Linked DNA regions of Homo sapiens: region 2 is linked to region 1. A link is a contact called in ENCODE Hi-C or POLR2A ChIA-PET data. All regions are on one chromosome and are shown on one strand. Each heading gives the region's core, a stretch centred on a gene start or an enhancer-like site at or near the end of the contact. The rest is flanking DNA. Distances are from core to core; before and after follow the strand shown. Region 1 holds the start of OTX1 (orthodenticle homeobox 1). Region 2 has its middle 97 kb from the start of SERTAD2.

Region 1 (4,737 bases), core at 1,697-4,196:
CTCCCTTCTTCTACATCCCCTCTCCCCTGCACACACACACGCACACGCACACACACGCACACACACACTCTGGATGGGGGACAGGGAGTGGGGAAGAGGTAGGCAGAAACACGACCTGAAAAACACTTTCGGAGAAAATAAATGAGGTAAAGGAGCGGGAGCTAAAAAAGAAACCCCGGCTTTGGCTCAAGTCGTCCTCTACAGCAGCGCAAAAATGGGTGCAGGACATCGATTTAGAGGACAATTTAATTAGGGAGGAAGAATACTCCTTCAGTGCAGCCTGCCGCTTCGCATAAGGAAAGTTTGGCTCTTTCTGTCAGGGCCTAACGAGTGTCCAGATTACACATTCCATGTTGGGGAAAAAGGAAAAATACTAGCCGCCCCTGGGTAGCGAATCCGCAAGTAAATGAGCTCTGCGCTGGCGGTGGGACCACAACCGGAGAAAGGTTGCCGGTGATCCGGCCGGGAAGGCGCATATTGCGCGTTTTCTCAGCCCTGGCCACCTCACACGCCCACGACTCTGCCCCATGCGCCGGCAGTGGGCCCTGTATTGTAAACAGACAGTGGGCCCTGTGTTGCAGCCGGCTCCCTGGGCCTGCTCAGCAACAAAGCTTGCACTCAAATCCAACAGTCTGGGGGTCCCCAACATTTGAGAGGCTGAGGCAGGGTCGGGAGGGCTGGTGCTCACCCGGATAGCCCACGGATGGGTGCAGGAGGTCCATGGCGGGCCCGGCCAGGCCCAGCCCGTTCATGCCGTATGGGGGTTGTTTGAGGTAAGACATCATGCTAACAGCTGGGTGGAGGCGCCCCGACGGATCCAGGGGGCCCGGGGCCAGGAGCGGTGCAGGGCTCCCACCACGCAGTCCTTCAGGGTCTGATGCGTCTGGGGGCCTGGCCTATGAAGACACGAGACACACGGAAACCGTCAATCGGAGCCACTTGGCTGCCAAGTCTTGCCCCGGGATAGACAGGGAAGGCAGGTTACAGAACTGCGCAGGGTGGTCAACTGGGATCCACAAGGCCTTAGCCCAGAAACCACAGTTACTTTGAAAAGTAAAGTTTTCTGGGTCGTCTGGCTCTAGGGTTGGAATGAGCCAAAGACACTGGTAGGGAGTCCATAGGAGTAAGGAGAAGTTAAAAGCAGGGCCAGGCTGGGGAGGTCAGAGCCAGAACCGCGGAGTGTACAAGCTCCCAAGTCCAGGCAAAATTCTGAATCCGGCAGAAGCCAGCTTCATGTTGCACAAGCAAAGGTTCACTTGGTGCCCGGACGGCAGGCCGCCCAGAGCATGAGGCGTTGTTTCATTTTGTTTCACGTGTTTTTGAAAAGGTAGAGACTACAAAGGGCCAATGTGGAGGGCTAATTGCACTTCTTGTCCACTTAGACACTTGGTTCCTTTAAAGGTCTCCAGGGCTGCGCCCCTGCCCCAGATCCCGCAATCACCACTCCAGCTGACCTCTCTGTGCCCAGCCACTGAAAGATCGCTGACGCGAAATCCCACCGCACCTCAACCGCAGTAACGGGCCCAGGCTTCGCAGAGGGCCAGAGGACGCCGAAGGGGCCACTGTAGAGGGGGGCGACCCCAAGATGCGGCCTGAGGTCGGGAGCGCCTCAGCTGCGGCCAGCGTCCTTCGTTGCCAGCGCGCACCCGGCCTTCTCTCTGCCCAGTCTGGGCTGCGGACCGCAGGGTCCCAGCAGGGGGTGAAGGGTGACTGGCCTAGCACCTCAAAGGGTCTCGGGGATTTGTGAAGCCGGAGGGCAGCAAGTCGCGTGCTGCCATCCTTGTAGCTGAACCCGCGGCCCCAGGACACGGTCGAGAACAGAGAACTAGGCCTCAGCGGCGTAGCCCACGCAGACCCGAGCTGGGAGGTCGAAGCCTCGCCCCCGCCGCTGCCGGGAACCCGGGGTGCCACTCTCAGGGGTCAGGGAGGGGCGCTGGAAACTGGGCCTGGGGCCCTGGGGGGCCATCGCTACACCCCGCTTAGCGGGATCGCTGTGAAGCAAGCCAGGGACTCGGGCTAGGACGTTCAAGGAGAGAAGTTAGAGCTAAAGAAGCTCCCCCCAGCCCCGTTCCCGCCCCCGTCTTCTGGGACCCAAGACCTGGGCTGAGGGAGTCCAGCTTGTAGGAAGGGGACCGGAAGGGAAGCAGCCAGGGCTCTAGGGCCGAAGGAAAATGGGACTCAAAGCTGCGACGGCTTTGCGAAGCTGCAGCGTGAGTTTTCAAAGACTTTCTCCAAACTTAGCACTTCAGCTTGGTTACTTCGGAGGAGGCGGGGGAGGGGGCTGCGGGCCGCGACAGCGCCCCGGGGTCCTCGGCTCACCAAGAGGGGAGCCAGGCCGCTCCCACAGCCCCGACCACCTGCTGGGGACCGGGGAAGCCGGGATCCATTTGAGGAGGGGGAGATAAGGGTAACCAACGCGCTCCCGGAGTCCGGGGTGGCCCCGCGGCTTTCTCCTTACCTGCCCTCAGCTGCCGGGGCCGTTCACCATCTACCTGGATCTCTCACAGAGACCCGCCGGGCAGCCAACCTGCAAAACAGAGCAGCACTGGAATTACCCTGGCGGCTGGTCTAGGACCCCCAGGTTTCTTTCTTTTCCCAACTTCCTTCTTCCCACCTCTATCTTTTTTTTCAATGGCTTTGTGCGTGTCCTTCTGGGTTTCACTTTATTGCACAGACACTTTGTTTGCTAAGCCCCACACGTTCTCAGGACATTGCCTCGCCTGGGATCGCGCCGAGGGGCCGCAAGGGGGGGAATTCGAGGGGCAGAGTTGGGAGGTGGCTCGGCGTTGCCGCGGCACTCCCGGTGCAACGTGGAGGCAGTGGGGACTGGGAAGTCCTGCAGAGTCACTTTGCAAACTAAATAAATCAAGCGATTTACCTTGTCGGAGTGGCTTGTCTTGCTCGGTTGTTTAGGTGATTGGAAATGTAGCCTGATGAAGATTGATCACCTTTCTACTGCCCTCCCCGGGTATGTGAACGCGAGGCGAGTGCGTAACGGGGCTAGGCCGCCAATCGGGGGCCCCGCGCGGGCTGAGTGACAGGGAGCCGGGCAATGGCTGCGCGAGCCGGGGGTTACCTCCGCGCGCCCCCGCCCTCCCCCGCCCCCCACACCCCGCCCTCCCCGCCCTCCCGCCCCGCCCCGGTCGCGCGCTAACTCCGGGACTCGGCTGGCAAAAGCGGCGCAGAGCTAGGCGAGGAAGGCGAGCGGAGAGCCCGAGTCCTGGCCGCGGAGGGGGCCGTGGGTCTCCAGGCCTGCCCTGGGCGCCCCCGCCCTTCTCGCGCTCTCGGCGCTCCGGAGGGAGTGGCAGGGAGGAGGCGAGGTGCTGGAGAACCGGTTCCTTCGCTCTCCCGCGCGCTACAGGGCTCAGCCGCTCGGGTGTGGGCGCCAGGACCCGGGGGCGGCGGGCTGGAGGAGCCCGGGCCTCGGCCCCTCTCCCGGCGCCGCGGGCCCCAGCGTTTTCTTCCCCGGCGCCGCCACCTGAGACCGACGCCGCGGGCTGCTCGTGCCGGCGCAGGCTACTTTGCAGAGCGCGGGAGCAGCTCCGGGCGTGCAGATCTCTCCTCGGCCCCTCCGGACTCTCGCGCCTGGGAAGAGCACCCACTGGGAGGGCGCCGCCACTTACCTGCTTGCTCGTCGGCATCTCCCGGGGTTCCAGGTCCCCACCAAGGGTGTTTGCAAGTCTTAAGCGCTTCTACTGAAACGTTGGAGCCCAGCGTCCTCTTCCCCTCACACGTACACCCTACTTCTTAATTGAAACATTTTGATAGGAAAGTTTCTTTTTCGCTCTTTCTCTCTCTTTCTTAGACTGCCTCTAACAGGGACTTTTTGATGGAAAATGTGGCCACAGACCCCTGCCCTCAACTTTTTTCCACATGCTGCGTAAGGATCCTCCTTGAGGCGATTTCCCCGGATTGTTCGTACGGGCGAAGCCCATTTCCCACCCGAAAAAACTTCCCAAACACGTCTACCTGGGTGGACTTTTAAAAGTGCAAAAAAGAGTTTTCGTTCCAACTCTAAGCTAGGCGAATCTTTTAAATGGCACCTCCTCCTGAAAATTAGGCACTTTATTCCCTTTCGAGGAATTTCTACCCCTTGTTTCTAATCTCCCCCACTCCCCCACCCCGACAGGCGGGGTAAAAAGTTTGCACAGGATTAAGTGTGAGGGCAAGTCAAGGAGCCTCCAGGCGCATCGCAGTGGGGAGCACTCGCGCTGCCCGGGCTGCGGGGTCGGGCGCCGAGAGCGGACCGGGCGCTGGGTGAGGAGGAGGAGAACGAAGGGGGAGCCCGCTGAGTGAAAAGGGGCCGCGGCCGCCGCTCATCAAAGTGCTTCCCCCTCCCCCAAGCGACACTTTCCTTTGGAGTCCGAATAAAATACGGTAACAGAATATGATGGAGGGCACACTGTTTCCTTAACTGCTTCTCAAAGGACCCGGGAGATCTTCTTAGGACCTTTAATAAGGCTTTGGTCGGTTCTTTTGTTGATCTCTCAAAATCAACTCCTTCTAATTGAAGTTGGAGCTGAAAGCGAGCTAATGTTCAAAGAAAGTGGCCGCCAGACCAACGAAATTACATTTTTTTTTTGACGATGAGGGAACATCTAATCAAAGAGGCAGGGGAGGAGGGGTGGGAGTGGGGGCGTACGAAGGAGAAAAGGAGGTTTTACAAGATCCTTCTCTGGTTCACAAAAGTCAGCGACACGGGCGCTTCTCTACAGAACAAAGACACCGCGGCCCATT
Region 2 (4,961 bases), core at 1,603-4,102, 1.7 Mb before region 1:
TCTAATTTGTTTCACTTACCACAGGGTGACCTGGCTAAGGGAACACTGTCCACTTTTTGCAAATCATGTCTTGGGATGAGGACACTGGCCTTCCTGCACTGTGGAATTCCAAAGGAGTTTCAGCATACTGAGAGGCAACACATACACAAGCTGTGTGCTACAAGAAGTTTGTGGCACAGCTCATTTTTGTAAGTGGACTCAGGACTACTGAAAGAAATCATGGAGTAGGGCTAAAATCAGAAAGGGAAGAGAAAAGAAGTGTCAGGCTGTATGTCTTAACAGGCCCAGGGGAAGGATCTGTATCCTAAAATGACAATAATCAAGGAAGGTCCCAATATGACCAAAGTAAACCTTTGTGTTCACTTAGTATCTCTCTTCTGAATTCCAGAGCACTGTAGGTTTCAATTTCATATATATATTTGAAATATATACATATATATACATACACACACACGTATGTAAAGATTTCGCTCACTTCAAGACTCCAAAGCTAAATTATTCCTAGGTCTCTCCAGATGACTCCTTTGTGGAAAGGGGATGTCGGGTATTCTAAGTGAATTTGAGTAGAGATACAGTGTCTAATTTGCCTTTCCTTAGTTTCTTCACAGAAGCAATTGTCTTTAAGTCTCAAATTACGTGCAGAAATGCACCTGTGGGGAAGAAGGTGGGTTCTTGCCAGTGTATTTGCTTTAGTGAACATCTCCATTCAGGTTTATTGGTGGTTACAGTTACAGTACTTTCAAGTACAAGGGTGTGTAAAGGGTTAAGGTCTGTAAAATGATTGCTGGACAGTAGCCAAGAAACTGTGAAAAGCCATAACTCCTGGGAATCAGCAGGGAGGAGAAGATCTAGTAGTGGGTGCTGCGGAGCACCGACGTCAGGGTTCAAGGTGAGCCAGTGGGAGGAAGATCCGTGCGGGAGGGAGGGTTGGAGGAAGCTGAGGTATCGACATGCATTTACAGCTTCGCTCATACCAGGTTAAGAAGTGCCTTTTCCAGAAACTCAGTAAAGCAACAGGACGTATTCAGGAGCTGTTTCGACCTGCCCACACCCTACCCTGACTTTCCCAGAAAACAGGCAAGCAAGCAAGGGGCAAATGTCACGGCCAAGCCTCCCGCCTACGGCTTCCAGCCTCCTCAGATCCCAGCACACAGCCCCGCCGGACTTCCCCCGGAGCGGTCTCCAAGAGTGGGCACTGCGTGATCTGATTCACTCCAAATCTGGCTGTCCCCCGGGAGTGGGGTTTGGCCGTAGGGGCTCCCCGGCAGCGCCAGGCAGAGTCTGAGCAGCAGCCGCCGCCTGCACGCAGAGTTAGGAGCCAGCCTCCGCCGCCGCCTCCTCCTGCCGGATCAGAGTAGGCAGCACAGCCAGTCCCCATCGCTGTCACGCAGCCAGCAGCGGGCCGCCGCCCCCCCGCGCAGCCCCGGCCCTCACACTGTTATTTGCGTGACTGACCCGAGCCGCGCGGGAGGGGAGGGCTGGCCCGGAGAGGAGCTGGTGGAGAGGAGGAGGCCGGGCCCGCCCGCTCCTTCCCCTCTGGCCGGCTGCGGAAGCCCTCTCCTCCCCATTGGCCACACGCTCGCGTCCATCACTCCCGCGAGGCGCTCGGATTGGCAGAAGGCGCACTTCTGGAGCGAGGAGGGCCGAGTGACTCCGCGGGTCTCCGGCGCCTCCTCCTTCCCTCCACCCCACACTTGAACGTCCACCCACCTCTCCCCACCCCCCACTCCACTGCCCCCGCCCCGCTCGCGGCAGTGTCCTTAGAAGACTCATTGGGCCAGGGGTGCAGCCAGCCGCTTAACGAGCCGCGCCGCCATAGGTCGAGGCCCACGCCCGTCGGAACGATGGGCCTCACCATTGGGTAGCTCCGCTCCGCTCCGCCCCCTCAGCTCCTCACCCTCTCGTCGCCGCCTCCTAGCTCACCTCTTTCTCGGCCCCCTTACCCCGCCCGTCCCCGCCGCATCACCCCTGTCCAGCTGGGCGGGGATTGCTGTACGACTCTGTAAAGTCTGTGAGTCACTGCACAACCCATCAATCCAATTAAATGTCTTGAGCGAGCCGAGCAGGCGGTGCTGCCGCCCGCCGCCGCTCGCCCCGCCGCGGCCGCCCCTGCTCCTGCTTGCAGCGCCCCTCTGATCCATGGCTGTCTGTCTGTACTTGTTACGGTGTAACATCCTCCTCCTCCTTCTCCTCCTCCTCCTCGGGAGCCGCTGCAACTTCCCCTCAGCCAGCCTCCTCCTCTGCCTGGGGACTGCAAAGGCATGGGATAGACCCAGAGCCGCTTCCCTCTGTCTCCCCTCCAGCCCTCGCTCAATTTTCCCCCCTTTAAATTAAAGTCTGTTCCTCGCTCCTCGTCGTTTTAGAGATTTATTGGTTGGTCTATTATTTCCCCTGATTTTATTTTCCCTCTCTGGGGCAGAGATCGTAGGGGCCGGTGGGTTTATTTTAGGGAGGGGGCGCTCCATCACCCCACCCCTCCGTTTCTCCTTCTCCCTTTTCGGCCGTGACTTGATTTCCCCGCTCCTCTGCGCTCCCACCCCTCGAACTCACCGTCCTGTACTCGAGTGACGCACAGACACCCCCCGCCCACAGCCCAGACGCCCCCTCCCTCGCTGCCACCCCGACCCGTCTCGGAGCTGGACTGGGTGCCGACTTCTTCGCAGAAGGGTGAGTGCTGTGCTGGGTTGGGTGAGGAGGATCTGAAAAAATGTGGTGGCCGGTCCACTGTTGGGGAGGGCAGGGATCAGGTTGTGGGCTGCAGGTTCCCGGTCCGGCGTGGATTTAAGGTGGCGACTCCCTCCTTTCCTCCCTCCCTCGCTCCCGCTTCCTCCGCCCCTCAGCTCCTTATTCACCAGCCTTGCTGTATATCTAGGTATTGCCAGACTTCCACCATCGGGGCATTATAACGCTTATAAAACATTTGGTAATGGCATGCTTTCTGTCTTTAGGATGCTTAGAGAGCAGTGATAGCCACCAATGTGATCTGATAGATTCTATCACCTGCAAAAAGTGTAAAAGGGACGATGGGTACGTTTTCTTCTAATTCAAAGTTAAACTTTTATTCAATAAAGGCAAGGCAGAAAGGTATTTTTAATTTTAATGCGTGGCGATAGGGCAGCGATAAAGCAGAGAAAGACAGATTGTCTAGTGGCATTGCTTAGTGTTTTTATTTGAAAATAGTTTTATGGGTTCCCTATTGAAAAAATATCAAGTCCGTATCAAAGGTTATGAAGTCTTTGAACCTGTTGGGGGAAAGCAAGGTAAGATGGAAATCCAGCTTGACACTTCATCTTTAGCTCACCTCTGTTACAGGGAGGCATTACAACACAGAGTTTTAAATTTCTCAGTCACTGGACACAATGGAGCATGTTAAGGATATGAGAGAAATATGGATTATTTCTCTTTTGATATCCATCTTTTGTGTACTTCATTGCTTGTTCAGCAATGTCATACTACAGAATTTTGTAAAATTTTGATTTGGTTTCTTGGTTGTCCATAGCTCAGAAGTACAAATACCTGTCTATATATGCTTTATGAGGATGTTGCCATATGCATCTTTCATATTTTGTTTGAAATAAAAGTAAAAATTATGAGAAATAGTTGCTCAGAGTTGGCTTCTGAGGTTGCTTTTTAGAATTCAGCTGTTTTAAAATGGTATTACTCTTTTTGAGTCAAGTTCTGGGCTAGTTGTCCACAAGATTCAAATGAGGCCAAACCAAACATGTTTTGAAACATTAAAGTACAGGAAAGGCCTCTTAATAGTTCATTCTCTCCTTCTCTTTCAGAGTAACCAGAATAAGTTGTTACTAAATTTAATTTTAAAGAATAGACTGTTCCTGTACCGAAATCTGCCAAGTTGCTACAGAAATATTTCTTTTTAAAGAGCAGAAATGTGTTTATGATCAGCCCAAAGTAGTAAAGATGAAAAGTGACTTAAATGTAAATGCTGTCTTAAAGAAATGCTTGTCATAAGCCCCAAAACCTTCCAGAGTGTTTCAGGAAGACTTACACAAAACCTTTTTGAATTGTTTAGTAAATTTTATCATGTGACCTTTTTTATGAGTGTAAGACTGAATTATTGAAAGACCTCATAGCACAAGGGAGCCATGCTGCCAGAGTTTGAATCTTACCACCATCCCTCACTGGCTGTGTGACCTTGGGGGACGTTTCTAACCTGGCTTTTGTGGGTTTTGTCCTGTAGATGGAAAGAATGACTTCTCAAGGGGTTGTTGTAAGGTTGCATGAGAGTACATGTCACAGAGCACTCCAGGTTAGCTACCCCATCATCACCAGCAGTCTTAGAGAGGTGTCTAGTGTAGTGGTTAAGAGTAGGACCTCACGCTGGTTCATGCCTGTAATCCTAGCACTTTGGGAGGCTGAGGTGGGAGGATGGCTTGAGCTCAGGAATTTGAGACCAACCTGGTCAAGATGGTGAGATCCGGTCTCTACAAAATAATTAAAAAAAAAAAAAAAAAAAAGTGGGGCTTCCAGAACCAGATTCCGTAAGTTTAAACCCCAGCTTTTCCTCATTATCTTTGTGACCTTGGCCAAGTTAGCCTCAGTTTCCTCATCTGTAAAATGGAAATAATAGCACCTACTTCATAGGGTTATTGTGATCGCACAGAATGAGTTAATATATGCAAAGATCTTGAGTAGTCTTTGGTGCATCTTTGCAAGTTTAACTCTTATGTGCTTTGCATATCTTGAAATATGAATATGTTTTTTAGACAATTTTTTGTAAAGATAAATTTATTGTTATCAATAAAATAATCAAAATTTTTATCAATATGCCTAATGTTTTATGAGATTTATACTTTTAATCTAGAGTTTGTATGACTCTTTAAGAAATAGAGCTACTGGACCAGGCACAGTGGCTCATGCCTGTAATCCCAGCACTTAGGGAGGCTGAGGTGGACTTTGAGCCCAGGACTTTGAGACCAGCCTGGGCAACACAGCAAAAC

What was found. Hi-C counts contacts between places; a loop is a spot of excess contacts on that map. ChIA-PET counts read pairs that join two places held with the same protein, here RNA polymerase II (POLR2A). Pooled maps may share reads with other maps.
Region 2: a map of PC-9 shows a loop between it and region 1 (37-fold over the local background). The contact joins the enhancer-like site here to the promoter of OTX1 in region 1. A Hi-C loop is called at or near these places in 1 of 168 maps with a recorded cell type or tissue (PC-9) and 4 of 50 pooled maps. POLR2A ChIA-PET finds 5 or more read pairs at or near these places in 1 of 52 experiments (IMR-90).

What each region holds. Positions count from the first base shown.
Region 1 is chr2:63,049,039-63,053,775 of GRCh38, reverse strand. OTX1 (orthodenticle homeobox 1) reads right to left here and starts at 2,946. Exons shown (of 5, transcript NM_014562.4): 1 at 2,879-2,946; 2 at 2,459-2,527; 3 at 689-896. The coding sequence starts at 785. RefSeq lists enhancers at 1-138, 3,697-4,444, 4,445-4,737, 3,808-4,737 and a silencer at 2,921-3,580.
Region 2 is chr2:64,747,987-64,752,947 of GRCh38, reverse strand. No RefSeq gene overlaps it. Among named protein-coding and RNA genes, the nearest start is that of SERTAD2, 97 kb to the right of the region's middle. RefSeq lists silencers at 1,226-2,225, 2,557-2,626. Within about 2 kb of position 2,852, at least 36 of the 41 ENCODE cell types and tissues checked have a DNase peak (open chromatin) inside an H3K27ac peak, as active enhancers do; they include PC-9, where a contact is called at or near this core.